Linked DNA regions of Homo sapiens: regions 2 and 3 are each linked to region 1. Evidence: chromatin loops called from intact Hi-C (ENCODE). Cell type or tissue: A673. All regions are shown on one strand.

Region 1 (2,500 bases):
GTAGAGGGCCAGGCGCAGTGGCTCACACCTGTAATCCCAGCACTTTGGGAGGCTGAGGTGGGTGGATTACTTGAGCTCAGGAGTTTGAGACCAGCCTGGGCAACATAGTGAAACCCTATCTCTACCAAAAACACAAAAATCTAGCTGGGCATGGTGGCACGTGCCTGTAGTCCCAGCTACTCGGGAGGCTGAGGCAGGAGGATCACTTGAGCCTGGGAGGCAGAGGTTGCAGTGAGCCATGATTGCGCCAGTGCACTCCAACCTGGGTGACAGAACAAGACCCTGCCTCAAAAAAGAAGACAGATTGAAGTGGTGCTTCTACAAGCCAAGCGAAACCAAAGATTGCCAGCAGACCACCAGAGGCTGAGGGAAAGGCATGGAACAGACTCTCTCTCATGGCCCTCAGAAAGAACCAACCCTGCTGGCACCTTGAACTTGGACTTCCAGCCTCCAGAACTATTAGAGAATAAATGTCTGTGGTTTAAGCCATCCAGGTGGTGGTACTTTGTTTCAGCAGCCTTCCAAACTAATGCACAGCCCTTGGGCAGAAAGGAACCACTAGATGATGGCCCCCACACCTCCTGGGATCAGACCTCGGACGATAACCCACGGGAATGGGGCCAGCCCCTTGGCCTTAAGTGGGGACCAGCTCTGTGTTGTCATTTTGCTTCCTGTGGCATTAGTGAGCTTTCTGTACTGTTTTATCCTGCTTCCTCACTCATCTCCTCCTGAGAATTCTTGGTTTCCATCTTAGGATCTCCTGCTAGGGAACCCAACTCAAGTCAAAGGATGAGAATTTGCATTCCCTATTACCCCATAGGCAAGAAATGATTACTTTCTCTCCTCCCAATCTCCACCTCACCATCAAAGAAAGATGGGCGGCAGCCTAAACCTTGTGGGTATTTTTTGTTTTGTTTTTGTTTTCTGTTTGCTTGATTTCGGGGTGGTTTTGTTTTGTTTTGTTTTGTTTTGTTTGAGACAGCCTGGCTTTTTTACCCAGGCTGGAGTGCAGTGGCTTGACCTCGGCTCACTGCATTCTCTGCCTCCTGGGTTCAAGTGATTCTTTTGCCTCAGCCTCCCCAGCAGCTGAGACTACAAGCGTACACCACCGTGCCCAGCTAATTTTTCTATTTTTAGTAGAGACAGGGTTTTACCATGTTGCCCAGGCTGGTGTTTTTTGTTTATTAAGAGATGGGGTCACCCTATGTTGCCCAGACTGGACTCTACCTCCCGGGCTCAAGCAATCCTCCCGACTCAGCCTCCTGATGGCTGAGACTACAGGCGCCCACCACCATGCCTGGTCTGTGTTGGCTATGGTCTGTGTTGAAGCCTCCCTTACTTTGAGTGAAAAAGAACCTGCTCCTAGGCCTATCTTTGGGATAAGAAATTGTACTCGGCTCACCAAGGCCAGGGTGGTGGAATTACGGAACAGAAGCGCCCTCAGCTGGCAAGCTGGAATTAGACACACCCAACTCAATTTCTCCTGTGGAGAAGGAACAGCGAGGGAACACCAGCCCTCTACAGCCTTCCTTCCTCCACACACGCACTGCTACCCATGCTTTCAGAAATACTAAGAATTAGCCGAGCGTGATGGTGCATGCCTGTCGTCCTAGCTACTCCAGAGGCTGAGGCGGGGGGATCTCTGCATCTGAGAGTTTGAGGATGCAATGAGCTATGATCATGCCACTGCACTCCAGCCTGGGCAACAAAGCAGGACCTGGTAATACGGTTTGGGTCTGTGTTCCCACCCGTATCTCATGTCGAATTGTAACCCCCAATGTTGGAGGTGGGGCCTGGTGGGAGGTGATTGGATCATGGGAGGGGATTTCCTCTTGGGTGCCGCTCTCATGATAGTGACTTACCACTAGAGCTGCTCATTTAAAATTGTGTAGCACCTCTTCCCCTGTTTCCTCCTGCTCCAACCATATAAGAGGAAACTGCTTCCCCTTCGCCTTCTGCCATGATTGTAAGTTTCCTGAAGCCTCCCCAGCCATGCTTCCTGTACAGCCTGCAGAACCATGAGCCAATGAAACCTTTTTTCTTTATGAATTACCCAGTCTCAGTTATTTCTTTATAGCAGTGTGAGAACGGACTGATACACCTGATCTCTAAATTAAAAAAAAAAAAAGTTAAATACTAAGAAGTGATTTGCAGAGCTTGTAGGGGTAAAGCTGGGTCTAGAGAGGGCTCAAAAGTACTGCTTCCCCATATCCATCAGTTCAAAGAGTGCCTGGCCTCGATCATAGACTAGGGCAGAGCTGGCCTCCAGCATCTGTCCAAGAATGTGACCCAGACCTCCTGCCCCAGAACCTCCTAAGGGTGAGAACAGGCCTTTGGGACTCTGCCTCCCTCACCCTCACCACCATGACCCGGACCCTGTGTTTCTTGTTTCATTCCTTACTAGTCCAGATAGTCCAGGGTAGGAAGGCTTGGAGGGACAGAGTGTGGGATAGATGTGCACACACTGCAGCTCTGTGTCTGTGTGTGCATGCAGGGCCAT
Region 2 (2,500 bases), 190 kb before region 1:
TGATTTGGTGAATTGCATAATGAAAAGAAATACAAAGAGTATGACGTCCAAAGTCAGATTACCTGGGTTCTAAACCTAGCTCTGTCACTTGTTAGCTGTGCTCTTTAGCATAAGTTCCTTATCCTCTCTGTGCCTGTTTTCTCATCTGTAAAAAAAAATGGGTGATAATAATAGTTATCTTCTGGAGCTGTTGTGAGGACTAAATGAAAGTATGCTTCTGGCCAGGCACGGTGGCTCACACCTATAATCCCAGCACCCTGGGAGGTTAAAGCAGGAGGATAGCTTGAGGTCAAGAATTTGAGACCAGCCTGGTAAACATACCAAGACTCTGTCTCTTAAAAATTTTTTTTTTAATTAGCCAGACACTGTGGCACACACCTGCAGTCCCAGCTACTTGGGAGACTGAGGCAGGAGAATCACTTGAGCCCTGGAGTTCAAGGCTGCAGTGAGCTATGATCCCACCACTGTACTCCAGCCCTGGACCACAGAGTGAGACCTTGTCTGAAAAAAGGCAGGGCAGAGCTGGGCAAGACAGGGTGAAAGAAAGAAAGAAGGAAGGAAAGAAAAAAAAGAAAGAAAAGGAAAGAAAGAAGGAAGGAAGGAAGGAAGAAAGAAAGAAAGAAAGAAAGAAAGAAAGAAAGAGAAAGAAAGAAAAGAAAGAAAGAAATAAAAGAAAGAAAGAAAGAAAGAAAAAGAGAGAAAGAGAGAGAGGAAGGAAAGAAGAGAAAGAGAGGGAGAGAGAGAGAAAGCGAGGGAGGGAGGAAGGAAGGAAGGAAGGAAGGAAGGAAGGAAGGAAGCTTCTGTCATCCAGTAAGCACTGAATAAATAGTAATTAATGTGTATAAGCCATTAGTCTTTTTAAAAAATAACAGTAGCTAGAACATATTCATTAAAACATTCACTATTCCAAGAACTTTTTATAGTGAACTCCTTTATTTCTCAAAACAACCCTCTGAGATAAATCCTATTATTAGCTCCAATTTACAGAAGAGGAAAATGAAACTCAGAAAGGCCAAACAACGTGCCCCAGGTCACACAGCTTGAAGTAATACAGTTGGGATTTAAACTTGGACACTCTGGCTCCAGAGTCTAAGCTCATAAACCCTACACTAAGTTGTCTCAAGAGTTCCTTTCGGCACTTTTATGTTTTTGATTTTTTTATTTTTTACTTATTTATATTTGTTTTTAGAGACAGTAACTCACTCTGTGTCTCAGGCTGAAGTGCAGTGGCACGATCATAGCTCACTACAGCCTCAACCTCCACAAGTGATTCTCCTGGCTCAGCCTCCTGAGCCAGGCACATGTCACCACACCCAGCTAACTTATATACAGACAAGGTCTTATAATTTTCTCCAGGCTGGTCTCAAACTCCTGGCTTCAAATGGTGCTCCTGCCTCAGCCTCCCAAAGTGACTTTTATGTTTTTATTTATTTATTTATTTATTTTTTGAGATGCAATCTGGTTCTGTCGCCCAGGCTGGAGGGCAGTGGTGTGATCTCGGCTCACTGCAACCTCCATCTCCTAGGTTCAAGTGATTCTCCTGCCTCAGCCTCCCGAGTAGCTGGGATTACAGGTGCGCACCACCACACCTGGCTAATTTTTGTATTTTTAGTAGAGACAGGATATCGCCATGTTGGCCAGGCTGGTCTTGAACTCGTGGCCTCAAGTCATCCACCCGCCTCAGCTTCCCAAAGTGCTGGGATTCCCAAAGTGCTCATCACACCTGGCCTTATGTTTTTAAAAACGTTTACTTTTCTACACCCTTCAGGATAAATGAAAAAATGAAACTGGCCAAAAAGACAGATCTAGCAGTTTTTCATGTGCTAAAACAGTTTTCCTCAAGGTATGCTTGTCATGGGTTACTGGTGTGCTGAGCAGGACCAGTACATAATTTATGGGGTCCAGCACGAAATGAAAATGGGGAGCCTTTGGTTCAAAAAAGTGTTAAGAATTTCAAGAGAGTGACAGACAGTAGAGCACTAAATGAAGCCAGAGACGCTTCTCAGTGTGGGACCTCGCATAACTAGTCAGGCAGAAGTCGCAGCTTCTTATGCAGAAGTAAGAATCCCCTTGGCCCTCAGGTCAGTCCAGCAGCCACGGGTGATCGAGCTCCAGGCCAGCTGCCTAAGGGCTGTGAGCAGCCTTGACCTTTCTCCCAATGCACCTTGATGTGAAAAAGGAAGGAAGCCTTGTGCTCGTGGATGAATCTGGACAGCAGGCTCTTCTCTAGTCTCCAGCACATCTGAACCAAAGCCCAGTTCTGAAAAGAAAAAGATTTATTAACCATCAAAATGTTCTGCATGTGTGGGTTGCCACAACCCTCACGGTATAGATATATATGTCCCTGTGTTTCCACCGACTCCCAGCAGACATGTGGCAGCTACATTTTGAAGCCTGGCAAATTCTCCTAGGACTCTCGCCTCCTCCTCCTCCTCCTCCTCCTCCTCCTCCTCCTCCAACCTCCACCTACTCTCCTTCATTTTCATGCCTTCCAGGAGTC
Region 3 (2,500 bases), 240 kb before region 1:
CTTAACACCAAAATGAAAGTAGCAAAGTCACCAAGAAGTTGTGAGCTGCATTTGCGAACCCTTCAATATATTCCTGCTACCCAGTCACCTGAATAGAAGTTCCCAGGCAGCCAGAGATGGCACCAGGGGAGTATGTTTGTCTGCGATTACCTCCCGTTATATTTCTGTCCAGCTAAATAACATTCAAACATGACAGTTGGTTGCGGACACATCTCAGGAACTGTGGAAACAACCCAAGCAACCTCATTTCCAACTATCTGACCTCTGGATATCAGTCCCAGGATGCCATAAGAAAAAAAATAATAAGGGCATTTCTGTGGGCTGTTTCTAGTCAACTCGGTGTGTGCCCATGCATATGCCGGAATACATAGTAATAAAAAGCTGGTTAAATGCTGGTCCTTTGCAATACTGGCTATTTCCAAGGAAGAGAGCTTTCAGGTGTGCAATGCCATTTGCCCTTTGGACTAACAAGCAAAGCAGACCTAACTTCACCTGCTTCATGGTCTCACTTAGATAACAATGTTAACAAATGATATCTCAGAGACCTTTGAACAAAATCTGACATTTTCAGTGACTCTCCCACCATGAATCCATCACCCCCTTCGATGTAGATATGTTAAAATGTATAAAAGGCATATTCAAAGGCCAAAATCTTATAGTCTTTTGCCCAAGGTCCCTAATATGTGTATGACAGAGTCTATGTATATTTAGCTTCTTCCATCTTTTAGGAATACATGATCATGTATATATGAACAGTTCCGGGTCTGATCTGAGCGGGTTGTCTTCGGTGTAAACCAGAGCTCCAGAGAAAGGAGGGTAGACATATTGGTTTGTTTGCTGGGGAACCAAATTGAGACAGACTCTACACAGATGTGATTGTGACAACACTTTTTGCCCGCCTAAGCGAGCCATAGAGCCGTCTCCAGAGCTGCCGGTGCCTTTAAGAAGACTCGGTCTTTCGGGTCTTCTTTTTCCCCAATGGGCTCCAGTGGTGCCCGCAGCAAAAGGCAAACTTGCCTGGCTCATGGGGTGAAAGGGAGGATTGAAGAATGCCGCGTTGGGTGGGTGCTGAGGGAGCGCCAGAGTGCGCTACGGGCTTCGCTCCCCTTCCCCTTTCCTTAACCCTTCCTAGAGCGGAGGAACCGGGTCGTGCTGCAGCGCCCAGGAGCCAGGGCGCTGACTGTCCTCGGCTCCAGAAACTTTGCGCGGAGAGTGGGCTTGACTGGGCAGAGCCGAGCCGGCTGGCTGACCCGGGAAGGAACGGGGGAAGGGCGGGGTGAGGGAAGAAAGACCCTTTAGCACCCCGGGTTTCTAGCCCGGGCGGCGGTGTGCAGCTGCATGAGGGAGCTGTCCCTTCGGCACCACGGACCTTAAAGCCTAGGCGTTAAGACGACGGAGGCGGGGCAACAGGCGGGGAGCTGTCCCTTCAGCACCACGGACCTTGGCGCCCCCAGGGAAACCAGCCGGCCCCCGCCCCAGGACTCTGTCTTTTCTCCAGTTTGAGCGGGGGTGTCGGGAGCAGGCGGAGAGCTTTCCTGCGAGGCTGTGGAAGCAGTGAACACTCTTCTCAGCGGCTCGCCTCCCAGCAGTGCTATTTTTTGCCATCCGCCCTCACCCCCAGCACACGCGCTCGCACACACACGCACGCACGCACACACACACACACACACACTCACACAGAGACCTCTCTGGGTTTCTTTGCCTTGAGTCTCCCGGGGCTGTGAGAAGCCAGGCGCATCTCAAACCGAGCTGGCAGCTCCAGGCTCCGGAGCCATGCCCTGCACGGACCCTCGTCTTTACCACGCTCCTGAGGAATGAAAGGAACCCAGGGACCCTCAGAAGGCAGCAGTGATGCGGACCAACCCCCCGGAGCCTGCACCCTTCCGAGGGCCATAGGCGACCCAGGGAACTGGAGAGAGCTCCAGAAAGGAAATCCCAGCTTTCCCAAAGTCCCTGTGGATGCTGACAAAAGGAGACCTGAATTTTTGGAAGAGCCTGTACTAGGTTACCCGGCTGCAGAGTGATTTTCCCCTCCGGCACTGACTCTCCCCCTCCAACCCCCAGCCGTCCAGAGTACCATGAAGAATTATGAGGATGTGTGACAGAGGTATCCAGATGTTGATCACCACTGTAGGAGCCTTTGCCGCTTTTAGTTTAATGACCATTGCAGTGGGCACGGACTACTGGTTATATTCCAGAGGTGTGTGCAGGACTAAATCTACAAGTGATAATGAAACCAGCAGGAAGAATGAAGAAGTAATGACCCATTCGGGGCTGTGGAGGACCTGCTGCCTAGAAGGTATTTACAATTTCCTCTCAATAGCTCTGAATAATCCAGTTCTGATATTCTGGTGGGTGTTTGGAGGAGATGGAAATGGTGATAAGGAAAGAAGAGAAGTTCAAATTATTGCTGAGAATGTGCAGGTGCCCAGACTCTGTTAACAGCAAGACTGACGCCATGTGGGTTAAAGGGGTTGGGTCTTGTTGATTGTTTTTAGTA

What was found. Hi-C counts contacts between places; a loop is a spot of excess contacts. Peaks named below come from ENCODE experiments on the same cell type or tissue, not always from the same donor. Only the 100,000 strongest peaks of a DNase experiment are listed, where the experiment ranks them.
Region 2: a loop joins it to region 1, with 7 times the contacts of the local background. A loop is called at or near these places in 6 of 110 quality-filtered maps.
Region 3: a loop joins it to region 1, with 7 times the contacts of the local background. A loop is called at or near these places in 33 of 110 quality-filtered maps.

Annotation. Positions count from the first base shown.
Region 1 is chr16:24,497,947-24,500,446 of GRCh38, forward strand. No RefSeq gene overlaps it. Among named protein-coding and RNA genes, the nearest start is that of RBBP6, 40 kb to the right of the region's middle. In A673, a CTCF peak has its summit at 1,469 (motif pointing left); a DNase peak (open chromatin) is centred at 1,455; H3K27ac peaks cover 2,500 bases.
Region 2 is chr16:24,312,315-24,314,814 of GRCh38, forward strand. All of the region lies in intron 1 of CACNG3 (calcium voltage-gated channel auxiliary subunit gamma 3), which reads left to right. Among named protein-coding and RNA genes, the nearest start is that of CACNG3, 57 kb to the left of the region's middle. In A673, no CTCF peak of the experiment used is centred here; a DNase peak (open chromatin) is centred at 997; H3K27ac peaks cover 2,434 bases.
Region 3 is chr16:24,254,667-24,257,166 of GRCh38, forward strand. CACNG3 (calcium voltage-gated channel auxiliary subunit gamma 3) reads left to right here and starts at 1,669. Exons shown (of 4, transcript NM_006539.4): 1 at 1,669-2,299. The coding sequence starts at 2,089. RefSeq lists an enhancer at 1,417-2,144. In A673, no CTCF peak of the experiment used is centred here; a DNase peak (open chromatin) is centred at 1,405; H3K4me3 peaks cover 1,571 bases; H3K27ac peaks cover 594 bases; H3K27me3 peaks cover 745 bases.